Linked DNA regions of Homo sapiens: all the other regions are linked to region 1. A link is a contact called in ENCODE Hi-C or POLR2A ChIA-PET data. All regions are on one chromosome and are shown on one strand. The core of a region is the stretch at or near the end of the contact, and the rest is flanking DNA. Distances in the headings are between cores, read along the strand shown. Region 1 holds the start of FRYL (FRY like transcription coactivator). Region 2 holds the start of PPAT (phosphoribosyl pyrophosphate amidotransferase). Region 3 holds the start of CHIC2 (cysteine rich hydrophobic domain 2).

Region 1 (5,062 bases), core at 1,437-3,936:
CAAAAGAGGAAAAAGTCTTTTTCAGGAAATACAGTCTAGATATTTCAAAGATAATTATTTCTGAATGTTTTATTCATATGTTCTCTTCTAAAAGTTGAGAAATTCTTTTATTGTTTAAATAAATTGGTAAGTAAACAAAGACAGACATTTAAAAACTTGGTTTAACCGTCTCCTTTTATTATGAGATGGGAAGGAAGATTATGCCTAGCTGCTTGCCTGACATCCTTATCACAGAAATGGATCAAAGAAAAAAACAAAAAAGAAGAAATATTAGGTGAAACAATGCCAGATACCATCAAGATTACTACAAACGGCCAAGCACGGTGGCTCAGTCTGTAATCCCAGCACTTTGAGAGGCCAAAGCAGAAGGATCGCTTGAGGCCAGGAGTTGGAGACCAGCCGTCTATACGAAAAATTAAAAAGTGAGACCACCATCTCTACAAAAAATAAAAATTTTAGCTAGGCGCAGTCGTGCCCACCTGTAGTCCCGGCTACTACGGAGCCTGGGGTGGGAGGATCACTTGAACCCAAAGAATTTGTTTTTGTGTGTCTTTATTTCCTAAATTCTGTGAGAAGAATAGATTTTTATTTCAAACATTATCTGATATTGGCTTCCAATTTCCCAAGTAGTTTCTCTATTGTTACTGCTGAGCCTGTGAATTTACAATGTTCCACACCACTCCGAAGTTACTAGACAATAAATTAATCGATGAACGCTTTAAAAAGTTGGACTGCTTTAATAAAAAAAAAAAAAACTGGGTCACATGTTCCAACAGAATTCCCTCTTTTAGAGAACTAATTTTACAAAATAATTCAGAGTGGAAGACAAGACACGATGGAATGCTATTTTTGATAATGAGTAGCAGAAAAAAGACCAGAGAATAACACACCCACTGCTACTTTGTTTATACGGTTGTAACTTGCACATGCAAGTACTCTACATAAAGTATTGCACAAGAAGAAACTGTCAAAAATGAATGCTTATGAAAACATTCTTCACTAAGGCCTCTAACAAGGAATGTGCTATCTCTGATTTCCTCGGCAAGTATTGACAGATTAAGCAGAGTGATAATGCTCAAGATGAAAAGACGTCTTATACTAGTTTTTATCAATAGTAAAAGCTGTTGGTACTAATTATAATGGCTGTAAATTCAGTAGCAGAATCAACTTTACAGACGATATCTCCTAGGCAGCACAGCATTTTATAAAACCAACTTTACTTCCATCAAAACCCTTTTTCCCCCCCAATCCGACAGACCCTGGCAACCTGTCTTGCTGTGTCTTTTTTCCCCTACCCTTCCAAAAGAACCCCAGCCAGTGAATCGAAGTAATATTTTCCGCAGTTCAAAGGTAAGGGCAAACTCAGCTCTACTAAGAACTCTTGCTCCTCACCAGCACACACCCTAACCCCCACCCCCTTTTTTTTCTTTTCAAATCTTGGCCTAGGAAAGATTAATGCTCCCATATCATTGCAAATCCACAAAAATGCGATTTTAGGTGGCGAGGAACTAAACTAGGATGGCAGGAAAGACCGGCAGCAATAAATCATTTCGCCCTAGAAACCAGCCTCTCCAGAACGCAGGAAACCAGGCTGTGCCCAAAGAACCTGCCGCCCGGAAGCAACAACTTCCATCAAACGGCAAATAAAAGTTGCAAAGAAGAGCTCAGCGCCCAGGCACCCTGCCCGGTGCCGAGGCTGAGAGCAGCAGGCAATCTACAGGCCGAGTCAGCTCGCGGGCGGTGGCCGCGGTGTCCGCAGGGCTGGCTCCGGCTCCGGAAGACTCCGGGTCCCGGGGTACGCCAACGGCCCGGGGCTGCGCGGGCACAGCGCCCGCACCCCTCCCCAGGACCGCGAGCAGTGGGCGGAGAGACCAGAGCAAGGGAAAAGGCGGACAATGCCCGGCTGGGCTGGCGCGCTCCGCCGGTCCCCGCCAGCCCTGCCCGCCGGGGCCCGCCAGCCGCCGCGCTAAGTTTGCTCCTCAGCCCTCCCTTCCCAGCCGAGGCGGCGGAGCCGTGGTCGCCGGTCTTCCTCCACCTCTGCCACCGCCTTCCTTCCCGCGGGGCGGCTCCCGCGAGTCGGTGGCGAGGCGGCGCGCGACCAGAGCAGGACGCGCGAGAAGGCGGCGCGCGAGGGGTACCCGGGCGCGCGCGAGAAGAGCCAGGCACTGGAGGGGAAGGGGACGTGCGGGAGAGACGGGCGCGCGGCGCTGCCGGCGGAACCGCCGGAGCTCGGGCGGGCTTTCGGTTGAGGCTGGGGTTGCGCCGCGGTTTGGTGTCCGTTACGAGCGCCGGCCCGGGCCGCGCCGCGCCGCTTGCCAGCCATCCTGGACCGCCTTCCCTCGGCGCCCACCAGGAAGGACAGCTGGCGAGGGCCGACGACCTCGTCTCCCGCCCAGGCTGGGCTGCCGGCGGCGGGCATCCCGGCGCCTGCCCCGGGGCTGGAAGAGAAAGTAAAATGAAGCGCCTTTCCCCAGTCAACACCTACCCGTTCCCAGTCCTAGTACAGCTGCCTCGCTCCTCCAGCGCCGCCGGTCCCCGCCCTCGGGCCCCTGGCTCCGTTCTCTTGACAATGGCGCGTCCCCTTTAAGGAATAATCCGATCGGAACCGATCTGTGGTTAAACCTCCCTCCGACTCTGATTTTAACCGGATTTCTCTCTCGCTCTCTCCCAGAGCCCGACGGGCGCCCGGCTGTGCTGCGAGGTCTTCCCACCCCTTCCCTACCCCGCCCGCCCCCTGGCCTTCCTGATTGGCGAGAAACACTACAACAGGAACAGCAGTCCTCGCCCTCCACTGGCCTGGCCAGCCGCCGCTCAAAGTTGCTCCTACCTTCTCCCCGCCCCTTTTCCCGGGTTGGTCTTCCCTCTAATCATTCTCTGCCCTCGCCTCTAACGTTGCTTTGGAGCCCTGGCAGTCAAGGCTCACCCTCCCGCCTCCGGAAAGCGAACTTTATTTTTATTGGTGAAAGGACATCTTCCTGTACACTTGATTGGGCAAGGAAAGAGCTAGTCTGCACGCTCCCTACCATTATTACTCTCTCTTTACGGGCTTGAGAAACACAGCCGCAAAGTCCTCTCCGCTTTGCCTTCTAGGAGCGACTTTACCTTTAAATGTTGTTAGGGGTCGAGGACAAACTCATATCCTATATTGAGGAAAGCTGGAAAGGGACAAGAGAAAAATTCAAAATTTTCTCCCGATCAGTAATGTATCCAGAGCTGGCGCCCGGATCCTGCGGAACCTTATCCAATGATCCAGAGAATGGAATGGTTAGAATTGAGTTAGAATACCTGAAAGTCCAGTGCTAATTCCTCCTGAGATTTACTCAACAAGTTTCATCCACTGTCCGCCCTACTCATACCATTGATTGCACTGGCATTTTGCCACCCGGAAGAGCTTTAATCAAGTTATCTGCAAACCTGGAGGTTTCCTTGCTTGTCTCGCAATTGTTCATTTAGAAAATCATTTCCATTACAAGTTCCGTTTAAGTCACGTCCTCTGTGACGTTCCCGCGTTTCCACGAGACCTGTTACTTTTTTGAAAAAATTAAGTAGATGGTACCCTTATGCCATCCTCAAAGTGTAGGACTTCGTTCCCCCTTGCTAGAACTGTAGGAAAAACACCCCAGGTCACTTGAACAACTGAGATGCCTCTCAGGAGAAAACGAGTCTGTCTAAGGGAAAGAGGGAATCTGATACCAGAAGCTTGACCATGGAGCAGAACCTCACGCATTGAAAAGAGAAGAAATTATGGGGAAGCCTAGTGCGGGGTCTGCTTTAGAGTTTCCCCAGTTTCCCACTGGAGCTGTAAGAACTAAAAGGTTTATTTCCACTAAAATTGAGTACAGGTACAGCTTCGGTACCCATCTAAGAATGTTAGGGGAAAATGGTTATGTGTTCTCTCCCTCTTTGCCGATGAACCTTGAAGACTGTGTACCCCGGGGGCTTTAGTACATTTGCAGTGATACCCCAGTATAATCTAATGGTGCCAAGGAAGTGTCAGTGCTCAGCAGTACCCTAGAAAAGGGGCTTGATGATGACAGAGAAGGGTAAGTAAACATCAGTAGTTGGTAGTTCATAGGACTTTTCCCCAAATACAGGTGAAAAATTTCATGAGGATTCCCGAAAATATGAAAGAGCAGGAAACAAAAGGGAACGTTGCAGGAAGGTGGTTTAGGTATCACTAGTGGGGGCAAGAGACGATGAACTATCTGGGTTGCATTTATATGGCCTTCACAGATACACACATCCTCCCTATTAAGTCCCTATAACTAAATCCCTATGCTTAGCCTATTCTGATTTTACTGTATAATAAAACTGCAGCCAAGCTAAACTAATACTTCTGGTTTACTCACTTACCACTCTCAAACTCTGAGACTGCTTCTGGGTTCTAATATTCTACATTAGAATATAAGAAGAAGAAGATACTATGTACTGATATCTAGTATGATCTTCTGGAGATAAAGATATCCAGTGTTTCAGGCATGTACACACCTGCAGCTTTTGTTCAAGGTCTAAGTGATGTTTTCAGGTTCTTTCTAAAACACCTGCCCTATGATATCCAGCTTGTTACTGCCCTCTTTTGCTGCACTAGCAGACTGGGCATATAAACTAGAGAAGGCAGTCTACAGTAACCTCTAGATTCTCTTACTTGCATTGAACCAACTATGCTGAGATTATCACCTTTCAAGTATAATTTGTGTTATTCTTTTCTCTAAATATTTCATATTTGCCCACAATAGGATCATTTATCACTTTTTAGCCCACACATGCAACTTCCTGGTACTAATACTCCTACTGGCATTTCACAGCAAAGAAGAATTTTAAAAATCTACAAACCTGGAGCTTACAACGTAGAGGTTATTCTTAAGAATGTTCAGTGTTGATGAACACAGCCCCAGTTCTAACCCTGGAGAATTTTACAAGTTGTACTTTCTCATTCAGAGAGACTTTATCTCTCTACCTTAGTTTCTCATTCTAAGCCCAATCCCCACTCTTTAAAAAAAGAATATTTCTCGGCTGGGTGCAGTGGCTCACGCCTGTAATCCCAGCACTTTGGGAGGCCAAG
Region 2 (5,062 bases), core at 1,899-4,398, 7.7 Mb after region 1:
AATGAGCCCAGATCATACCACTCCACTCCAGCCTAGGTGACAGAGTGAGACCCTGTCTCAAAAAAAAAAAAAAAAAAGGGAGGCCAAGGCGGGCAGATCACGAGGTCAGGAGATCGAGACCATCCTGGCTAACACAGTGAAACCCCGTTTCTACTAAAAATACAAAAAATTAGCCGGGCGTGGTGGGGGGCGCCTGTAGTCCCAGCTACTCGGGAGGCTGAGGCAGGAGAATGGCGTGAACCCGGGAGGCGGAGCTTGCAGTGAGGGGAGACTGCGCCACTGAACTCCACCCCAGCCTGGGAGACAGCGAGACTCTGTCTCAAAAAAAAAAAAAAAATCAAGAAGATAATATATAAGAAATAAATTCCTTCATCAAAAAGGAAAAAAACACAATCAAACCTTTTTGCAGTTGTTTTAAAACTAACCAGTGAGTGAATGAGGGTGAGAAAGTGAAAACAGAGCTTTCTGCAACAGACCACCACTTCTCAGAGTACGATATATATATACATATATACATACACACACGTATTTTATATATATATATATAAAACTAAACTAAAAGAAAAAGTTCTTAGTTTTATTCTGGCCCTTATCTATCAGTTTCGAGCAGCAGATAATTGTATTTCCAAGACATAAGGGAGTGTCATTGTTCTTCCAAGCAGAATCAGTCCTCCCAAAGGATGAGCACTTTAGCTCATGTAAAATTTTGAATTGATTATGGGTGAGAACCAGCCCTCTTTGTGCACCTTAATGATTCTATGCCTACACAAGAGAAATGTTAAATTGTTTTTCAGTAATACATTTGTTCCTCAAAACCACATAATCACATCATTATTGCCCTTATCTGGTATTATTTAATCTTACAATTCTTTCACAGAAAAGCAACTATAGAAAACAGATATATGTAACCAGGAATCAAATGGTATTCATTAAAAAAAAAAAAAAAGAAAAAAAAAACCTATAACCATGAATACCAAGTATTTTCCTAAACTGGGTACTAAAACTCCAACCAGTGCTAACATGTAAGTTAAAAAAAAAAAAAAGCCTCTTTTTCTTCAGGCACACATTTAAAGGGAAGGAGAAAGGGGGATGAAAATTTCTTGAATAACTTTGGCAAAAAAAGTAAATATAGTGAAGTACAGTTCATACATATTTTCTACAGACCACCAGGCAACCCTAAAGACCTCTAGATTCTCCCTCACCCCCATGACAGAGTATCCAAAATAACAACTGTTTTTTTTTTTTTGAGACGGAGTCTCGCTCTGTCGCCCAGGCTGGAGTGCAGTGGCGTGATCTCTGCTCTCTGGAACCTAAGCCTCCCGGGTTCAAGCGATTCTCCTGCCTCAGCCTCCGGAGTAGCTAGGACTACAGGAGCGCATCACCACACCCAGCTAATTGTATTTTTAGCAGAGATGGGGTTTCACCATGTTGGCCAGGATGGTCTCGATCTCTTAACCTCGTGATCCGCCCGCCTCGGCCTCCCAAAGTGCTGGGATTACAGGCGTGAGCCACCGCGCCTGGCCATAGTTTCTAAGAATGTTACAAACTAATGTTGCTCACAACTACCACATAATCAAGAGTTTACTTTCTCCTTGGATTACGTAACTAATTTTCTCAATAAACTTTTTTTAAAAAAAACAAGAAATCTATTATGGTCAACCCACAATTATCCAAGATTGGAGCTACGCAAGTTAAAAATATTCTTTTTGATGCTTCCCACATTCTCAGCTCTTTAGTAAACAAGGAACACACAAAATGTGAAACTGAAATTGAAGTACCTGGGACAATGAAAACAGCAAAAAATACTTCTAATTTAAGTTTGGTGGAGGAAAAGCTAATCTTTTGGAATGCGTTTATACGTGTTGCACCCATTTTGCTGTTACGTGTTATTGCCAAGTTCCTTAACTGTAGTGTAAGTTGTTACCACTGTATTGCCTTATGGAAACTGTAATACTTTCAGTAAGAATATCAAACCCAGGTTTGTTTTTCTTATCCTAGTGTAATAATTTATATCAACTTCCAGTTAAGTCAGGTAGTAAGAAAAGGAAAGATCACCGAAGCAAAGTAATTTTTTTTAACTCGAAAGGATCTCCCAATTTTTCAAAATCAAGTGTATGGATCTTGGCATAGAGACACTACTCCCCTGTCCCCCTTTTGAAGAAGGGAGTTAATTTTTGTCATGTTATTACCAACGTTTTCATTCATTAGGCAAGACGTCTACCAATGAATCTTTTCCAGATGCACTGTTCCCTATGGTTGGCTTATTTCCATTTAATTTATGTGAGATCTACTACCAGTAGTCATTCTCAACATCAACTAGTCATCTTTCCCTGGGTCTGAAGTCTAGCATCCTCAAGTTCCCATAGCGATAACTACTTTCAAACCCATAATCTGCTCAATAGCTCTGCCCTTGCAAACAAAAGCTTGTGGTGGTTGGAGGCCCCGCGCGAAAACCTTTAGGTGTTGAAGGACCTGGACTGGCCGCCACGCCACACTAGCCTATTACAGGAGCAGCCACAGGCTCCGGGAGACTAGAACCCGCCTGCAGTCGGGGAGGAGCCCTGACCCAGCTAGACCAAGCAAACCGGCGGTTTACAAGCTGGCCAGCCTCTGGATGGGTGCACACACCGGGGGGCGGGGAGGGAGAGAGCCCCTAAAAGGCATAAGTGGCTGGGAGGGTGGGCAGGACAGGCTAAAGTTCATGGAAGCGAGGTGCCCCTCGTGCACGCCTAGGCAACCCGGTCGACGCCACAGGCAGGTACTGGCTTAGGTCGGAGAGGTCGGTCCTCCCGGGCCCTCGGGCGCTCATGAGAACGCCGACTGCGGGAAGCGGCTCCGAGAGATGGAGACGCACGCCCCCGCCACCCCCACCCTGTTGCTCACCGGTGCTGCAGCCCCACGAGTCCCAGAGTGATCACATGCGGTACATCCAGCTGCGTGGGCCACTCTCCTGAGGCGATGCACCCGAACACGCCACATTCCTCTCGGATCCCCAACTCCTCCAGCTCCATGTCGCCGCCGAAAGCACGTGGAAGGACCTGCCGCTGCGGCCAAGGTGTAAGCACCAACCAGCTGCCAGCTCGGCCCGTCGAGCTCAGAAGCTCGCGCTCGCGACAGGCTCTTCCTTCCCGAGGGTGGCCCCAGCTACTGCGGCGGCGCGCGCTGTCCCTAGGTGGCGTGGCCAGCTCAGCCCTGCTCCTCCCCCTCCGAGTCCACCAACGAGCGAGGGCGGAGGGGCGGTCCCGCGGCTGAGGGGCGGGGTCACGGATGCTGTAGGGTGGAGCTAGCCTTCCCCTAAGAGCTGCCTGGAAAGCTGTATTTGCTGCACGTGGAAATCTCCGTTATTTTCCAGCACCCAACAGTAGCGTAATGGGAGTAACGGACTTAACCTCATTTCTCTTTCAGAGCATTTAGCCTTCATATGCCCTTCCCTGCATGCTTCCCCCAGGCCGTCAAGACTTGGTACGCTCCAACTTCTGAGTCGCTCCCGCAGCCGAGAAGGGGCCGGGGTATGCGAGCTTCCGCAGAGTGGGGAGGGGCCGCCAGTGCGCGCCACTTTTCGCCTGTCCGGGCACTGCGCCAGCGCGGGGCGGCCCGGAGGCGGGGTCGCGTCTCTGCGCCTGCGCGGCGGGAAGCCAGTGGGGCGTTGTTTCGTCCGATATCCGCGTTTCAGTCTCCGCCCATACCCCTCCGGGTTAGGCGGCTGTAGCGGAGCTCGAAAAGAGTGGCGCAGGGTCGCGCGGCCCCGCCTCCTTCCCCGCCCAGCGAAGCTCTCTGACCACCCCTCTTTTCTAGAGTTCTGCCTCGCTTCCCGGCGCGGTCGCAGCCCTCAGCCCACTTAGGATAATGGCGACAGCTGAGGGTGAGTAACAGGGATCCGGGCCCTTCACGGTCTCCCTGACCCCCAGGCCGTGAGCTCGCGGCCACGTGCGAGCCGCGAAACTCTGTCCCGCCTCCCTGCAGCAGCGCCTCTAGGCAGCCGCGCGGGCGCACACGTGGCCCAGGCGCTCCCGGGCCTCCCCGAACTTTACTGCCTCGGGGATGGGGAGAAGGAGCAAAGTAGAGGAGAACGAGAAATGGCCAAGGGGTGGAAAGGTGCCTGGAAGTATTATTTATAATCAATAGCTATTGCAAAATACAAGCAAATCAGTCTTGATTCGTCAAAACCTGAGTCTTGCTTTGCCCGTTAGGTTAATGACCTTTCTAAGAAGGTTAATAATTGAAACTTTTGAAAGACCTGTCTAGAGGCCGGGCCTGGTGGCTCACGCCTGTAATCCCAGCACTTTGGGAGGCCAAGGCGGGCGGATCACCTGAGGTCAGTAGTACGAGACCAGCCTGGCCAACATGGCGAAACCCCGTCTCTTACTAAAAATACAAAAAATTAGCTGGACGTGGTGGCGCGCGCCTGTAATCCCCAGCTACTCAGGAGGCTGAGGTAGGAGAATCGCTTGAACCCGGAGGCGGAGGTTGCAGTGAGCCGAGATCGCGCCATTGCACTCCAGCCTGGGCGACAAAGCGAGACTCCGTCTCAAAAAAGAAAAAGAAAAACCTGTCTAGGGGGCGTGTGTGTAAGTAGTCTTTGATGCCATGGTGTGTGTGTGTGTGTGCACGCGCGCGTGAAGTAGTCTTTGATGCCACGATAGCTTGGGGTGTGTGTACGTGCGTGTGCGTGTTTAAGTAGTCTTTGATGTCATGGGTGTGTATGTGTGTGCGCGCGCGTGTTGAAGTAGTCTGATTCCATGATGGCTGGGGAGGGGGGCTGTTTTTAGGTAGTCTTTGATGCCATGATGGTGTGTGTGTGTGTGTGTGTGTGTGTGTGTGTGTGTGTGTGTTCGTTCCAGTAGTCTTTGATGCCACGATGGCTTTGAAGAACTCCAAAACCTTTAGGCAAAAAAGTTGCACTATCAGGAAAGATTGTTCTTGCTATTTATGCTGGAAAAAAACAAATGCTGGTTTTTTCCACACACCCAGTTGCTATATGTATAGTGAGGCAAATTGCTTTTGTGGCTGCTGGGTACATTCTTTTCCACATAGAAAGTAACTGAATTCAGATTTTAAAAAG
Region 3 (5,062 bases), core at 859-3,358, 5.3 Mb after region 1:
ATTTTCTACCCTATTAACCTCTCCACGTAGCCAACTACAATCAAGTTTACTGATTACCTAGGTTCTGAGCACTTTGCCCACTATTGCATTTTCCACTTGCCCAACAAAGTGCTTAGCTTTTCTTCTCCTTAACAGAGGAAACATTACAACTACAGCGTCGCCTTTTTAAATGACAAAATTCTCTAGCTTTTCTTTGACATGAGGAATGTAGAAGGAGGGATAGATGGCATGACAAAGTTTGGAAATCACTTCTTTAAGCATCCACATACTCCTTAGGCTTAAAACAGTGCAAAAAGGTCCTAAAAGTCAAAATAAAATCAAATGGCAGGTTATGAATTCTGTGATATATGTTAAAAGTTTAATATCCATGATATTTGGTTATACTTCTTAAGCTGGTGACAACACTTAGAAAGTATTATTGTGGTGAATTAAATTCCACTGTCTTGTCATGGTGCTGTGATGGCAATTATGCAGTGTTTTTACCCTGTTAAGTCACCTGAACATAAACTAACAGGTACTAAAGAAATTAAAGCATTACATAAGCATACTCAAACAACAATATGGCTGGTCATACGAGAAATGCAATTATTTTGCTGACAAACTTATATGAGAAGTCTTACTGTTTCCCTAAGTTATTCACAGCACATCCCACTCACTCTTCACCAAAATATAATGAAGACTATTCCAGACATTCTCAGACTTGCTGGCTCTTTTGTTTCACTGAAAAGGTGAAGAAGTACAGAGATACCTGACAAGTATGGAAGTCTGATCTATTATTTGAACAAGAGATCTAAAATGAGAGAGTATCAATGTAATACATCAAGTGGTACAAAACTGTGGACTTCATAGTGAAACATTACAAAACTTCCTGCTTCCGGACAGCTCATTATTTGGTTCAAGGCTTCACATTCCTTTGTCATGGTCTTTCCGAAAGCTTTCATTCCTTATTAATATCAGACTTTTAATGTTACTAGTGGGACTTTCCAAATTAACAAGCCCCAAGTTCGTGCCCCAAGGAGGAGCTTCAGGACTACAATTTTCCCTCAGTAACCTGAGCAGAGTGTATGTCCCTCACGTAGTTGTTGTTGTTGTTGTTGTAAACATATTTCTTTCTGTATATCTTAAATTTGTGTTCAACTATATATTTTTATCACGTACAATTACAAGAACTTGCATTAGTTCTGCGGAAATTAGTGGAAAAACTGGGAGACCTGTGGGTATGTGTGAAATAGACACGAAACGGAGCTTCGCTGCCAATTGTCACTGGGGTCTCACACGGCCCAGATCTGGCCTCTGAGCCATGTCACTGGGTGCAAAGGCACAGACAACCACAGGGTAACTGGGCGAGAAAACAAGGAGGCTCCCTGTCAATACACGTACTTCCACCCTGAAGAGGAAGGGTGGCCCGCAGGGCAGACCCTAATGAAAACCCGTGCCTACTGGGATCGTCACATCGCCCGGGCCTGTAGGGCCTGCTAAAGGGGTGTGTGGAGGAGGAAGGACAGCGTCCGTCCCCACTTCGGAGACCCAAACAAATGAAAATAAGCCAAGTTCTCACTTCCTGGTTGCCTACTCTTTCGGAAGGCCCCCGACACCAGACGGACACAGGGGAAACGGGGCTCCCGTGGAGTAACGGGGCCCACCCCAGCCCGCACCTCCCGCCCTCGCCCTCCTCCGGGCCTTACACGGTGACGTGACCGGAGCCGCGGACGACCACCGGGTCCGGCGAGTACTTGAGCAGCTGCTCCTCCAGGGCCCGCTCCTCGTCCTCCTCTTCCTCATAGATTTCGTCGAAATCCGCCATCCTGAGCCTCCGAGCTCCCCTGCCCAAAGGGCCTGACTCCCGGGGTTGGCGCCGGGGTACCGGCGGGCGAGGCGGCGGAGGCTGAGGGGAGTCGCCGCTGCCGCCGGCTCCGAGGCCGCGGAGTTCGCTGTCGGCTGTCTCGGCTCCGGCTACAGAGGGGATGGGGTCTGGACCGTCGCCGCCACCGCCGCCGCCATTACCATCAGCAATAACAACAACACAATGTCAACATCCGCCCAGAGGCCGACACCTCCACAAGCACAGACGCCGCTGCCGCCGCCGCAGCAGCAGCAACTCAGGAAACCACAGCAACAGCCCGAGCCACCCGCAGCGGGAGCAGCCGGCTACGGCATCGCGAGACTTCCCGGGCCAACGGGCGGGCGGGCGCGTGCGTGGGCGCGTGGGCGAGCGGACTGGCTGGCGGGCGGGCGGGCGCGCGCACGTGCGGCCTCGCGCGCTCCCAGGCCACCGTCTTTCCTCTGCTTCTACCCGCAGACGGCGACCGGGGCGCGCGCTCCCGCCGGCGGGCCCCCCTCCGCCGACTTCTGGGTGGCGGACCCTGGGGGCGGCGGCTCCGCTGACTGGAGGCCGCGACCCGCGACTCCGACAACGCAGCTTGGAATGTCCAGTGGGACATGCAGTTCCCCAAAGTCATCTCTAACCAAAACAAACAACTGAAAAGAAAAGCCCTGGCTGGAATAGACACATTTTTGTGCGTGTCATTGCCAGTTTATCTAATAATCGCATCTCGCTTTTCCTCAGGTTTTGAGTCTATGATGAGAACCAGAGTCTCTTTTTTCCCAATTTGAGGAGTCCAGCAGAGACACTGCAAACATTTGTGCTCACCACAGGATTTTTCAAGACATCTCCAAATTCAAACATCTTATCCCTTGATCCCCTTAAGTATAATCCAATATATGAGGCCAGCGATGCTGGTATTTTTTTTTTTTTCTTACAAGAAATCTCACCGTAGTCATGCTATGAAAAAAAACTGATAAATTACCTGGATTCCATATTAGAAGATGCAGTTTCTTGCCCCAACTCTCTCACCAAACATAACCTGGTTTTTGTTGTTGTTTCCTTAAAATCTTAGGGAATTCCTTTCCTTTTCTTACCAGTTCCTACCACAAAAAAGACCTGAAAGAAAGGGCAGAGGAGAGGAAGAAAAGGAGGCAGGAAGGAAGAAAGGATAGAAGGAAGGACGAGAAGAATGAAAGAAGAATGGGAGAGAAAGAAAGAAGGGGAGGAAGGAAGGAAAAGGTTTAATGGAGTCTACTTAGCTGCCTAGTAACAGTTGAACGGTCACTTTGGGTACTTGGTTTCATTAAGCATATAAACAGCACAGGGGAAGGAGTGGGCTTCTGAGAAGAGAGTCCTGGACAGTGAGGATACACCATGGGAGAAGAAAGGATAGTTCTACTGAGCCCAGCGCTGGTCAGGCTCTTCAAGTGCAGTGTTCATGTCACAGTAGTCGGCTTTAGATGGGTCACTGTTGACGTGGAGAAAGTGCAAAGGAGGTCAATGAGGACAGTGAGAGATGCCAACCTCCTTTTGGAAACAACTGAAGGAAATGAGTGTGGTTAGCCAAGAAAAAATGAAGGAAAAATACAGTAGTTGTATCAGACTTATTGTATCCCTCCCTGGAGGGTATTTGTTCATTCAACAAATATCTACTGAACTCTAGCTATGTGGCAGGCACTGTGGACGTGTGTGAATGAGGCACAGGCCCTGACTTCTGGTAGCTTATCTATTGTTAAGGCAAGCAATTGTCATCTCTGCCAGGGGCTCATGGAGGAGGACACAGGAAGTGTCAGTGGGGCACACAGGAGGCAGCTTGGTCTGGTGTTTAACAATGTGTGTTCTGGAACCTGACTACCTGGCCTTGAATGTCAGCTCTGCCACTTACTGTGTGACCCTAGACAAGCCACTTAACTTCCCTGTTCAGTACCTGCCCCATTGGGATGCTCAGCAGATTCAAGGGCTTAAGATCGGTGAAGTGCCTAGAAGAAGGCCCAGTACACAATAAATACGGGGTAATAGGTGATGCTTAAGGCTCCCTAGCTTATCAACCCTGTGAGGGTTACCACAGCATTATGTAATATTTTACTGCTTATAAAGCACGTACATAATATATCATTTAATATTCCCCCAAGAACCTGTGAGGTAAGCAAAGAGGGTGTATTTATTTTCAGATATGCTATGTTTCAGAGATGCTATGATATGCTATATTTCAGAGATGCTATGTGGCTTTCTCAAGGCCATGTGACGATTTAAGATTTAATGGTCTAATTGAGTATACTGGTGGTCCAAGCTTTCCTGAATGTCTTTTTTTTTTTTTTTTTTAAGACAGAGTCTCACTCTCTCACCTAGGCTGGTGTGCAGTGGCACCATCATAGCTCACTGCAGCCTTGAACTCCTCAGCTCAAGCGATCCTCCCTCCTCAGCCTCTGAATTTCCTCCTTGGCAGGAACCAGGAGACTAGTGGCTGCACTCAGTTAAAGGAACAGCTGCAAATGGGAAGATAAGAAAGAGAATAAGAGGAAATAAGGTCAGTATGTCCTGGCACAGCCCACACCTGGCTGTGGCTGAGAATTCACCCTTATGTAGAAACAGTGGCCAAGATAAGGGGCTAGTGCCCCAAAGTATCTAAATCATCACATAGCTGACAACTTCCCAAAGACGGAGGAAGCCACACAGAGCTCCTTAGAACTCCAGCACCTTCCACAGTTCCTGCTTCAGAAAAGGAGCTTAATAAATGTTATCTGAATTGAGATACAGTGTTACTAGTGCTCTTTCCAGAACACTGTGACTTAATTAGGCTTCAGAGGACTGTGAGAACCTCACTCTTATCTTCACACTGGCTGGATGTGGGAGAAATGTTCTTATTCTAAGATCTATTCAACAGAGAGATCTTTGTAACTCCCACGGCCTGGGTATACGGTAGAGGCAGGGAATTGCCTTTTCTTTTTCTTTTTTCCTTTCTGTGTGTGTGTGTCTGTGTGTGTGTGTGTGTGTGTGTGTGTTTTCTTCTTTTTCCTGTTCTGAAAAACCTGTCAGAGCCAGCAAAAGGGTGTGGGACCTAGGAAGAAGGCCAAAGGGGTGAGCGAACATGAGTCAAACATTTTCCTGATGAGAGTTGACATCGTAATTCCAACCCTCCACCTCCGCCCTGCCAACCTTCCAAGATCCAGTTTCCTGTAAAACTCCTCCCCCAATTTCTTCCTGGAGATAAGCCACTTTTCCAGGATCCTCTCCCTC

Evidence for each region. Hi-C counts contacts between places; a loop is a spot of excess contacts on that map. ChIA-PET counts read pairs that join two places held with the same protein, here RNA polymerase II (POLR2A). Pooled maps may share reads with other maps.
Region 2: a loop to region 1 is called in a map of naive thymus-derived CD4-positive, alpha-beta T cell, with 31 times the contacts of the local background. The contact joins the promoter of PPAT here to the promoter of FRYL in region 1. A Hi-C loop is called at or near these places in 1 of 168 maps with a recorded cell type or tissue (naive thymus-derived CD4-positive, alpha-beta T cell) and 6 of 50 pooled maps. POLR2A ChIA-PET finds 5 or more read pairs at or near these places in 1 of 52 experiments (T-cell).
Region 3: a loop to region 1 is called in a map of B cell, with 17 times the contacts of the local background. The contact joins the promoter of CHIC2 here to the promoter of FRYL in region 1. A Hi-C loop is called at or near these places in 2 of 168 maps with a recorded cell type or tissue (B cell and CD4-positive, alpha-beta T cell) and 6 of 50 pooled maps.

What each region holds. Positions count from the first base shown.
Region 1 is chr4:48,777,593-48,782,654 of GRCh38, forward strand. FRYL (FRY like transcription coactivator) reads right to left here and starts at 2,687. Exons shown (of 64, transcript NM_015030.2): 1 at 2,486-2,687. RefSeq lists silencers at 1,653-2,532, 2,623-2,732.
Region 2 is chr4:56,432,467-56,437,528 of GRCh38, forward strand. It overlaps PPAT (phosphoribosyl pyrophosphate amidotransferase), which reads right to left and starts at 3,149. Exons shown (of 11, transcript NM_002703.5): 1 at 2,884-3,149. The coding sequence starts at 3,011. It overlaps PAICS (phosphoribosylaminoimidazole carboxylase and phosphoribosylaminoimidazolesuccinocarboxamide synthase), which reads left to right and starts at 3,794. Exons shown (of 9, transcript NM_001079524.2): 1 at 3,794-3,862. The coding sequence starts at 3,847. RefSeq lists enhancers at 2,854-3,033, 3,881-4,764 and silencers at 3,124-3,323, 3,464-3,753.
Region 3 is chr4:54,062,497-54,067,558 of GRCh38, forward strand. It overlaps CHIC2 (cysteine rich hydrophobic domain 2), which reads right to left and starts at 2,109. Exons shown (of 6, transcript NM_012110.4): 1 at 1,686-2,109. The coding sequence starts at 1,804. RefSeq lists enhancers at 1,517-2,017, 4,014-5,062 and silencers at 1,817-1,946, 2,177-2,416.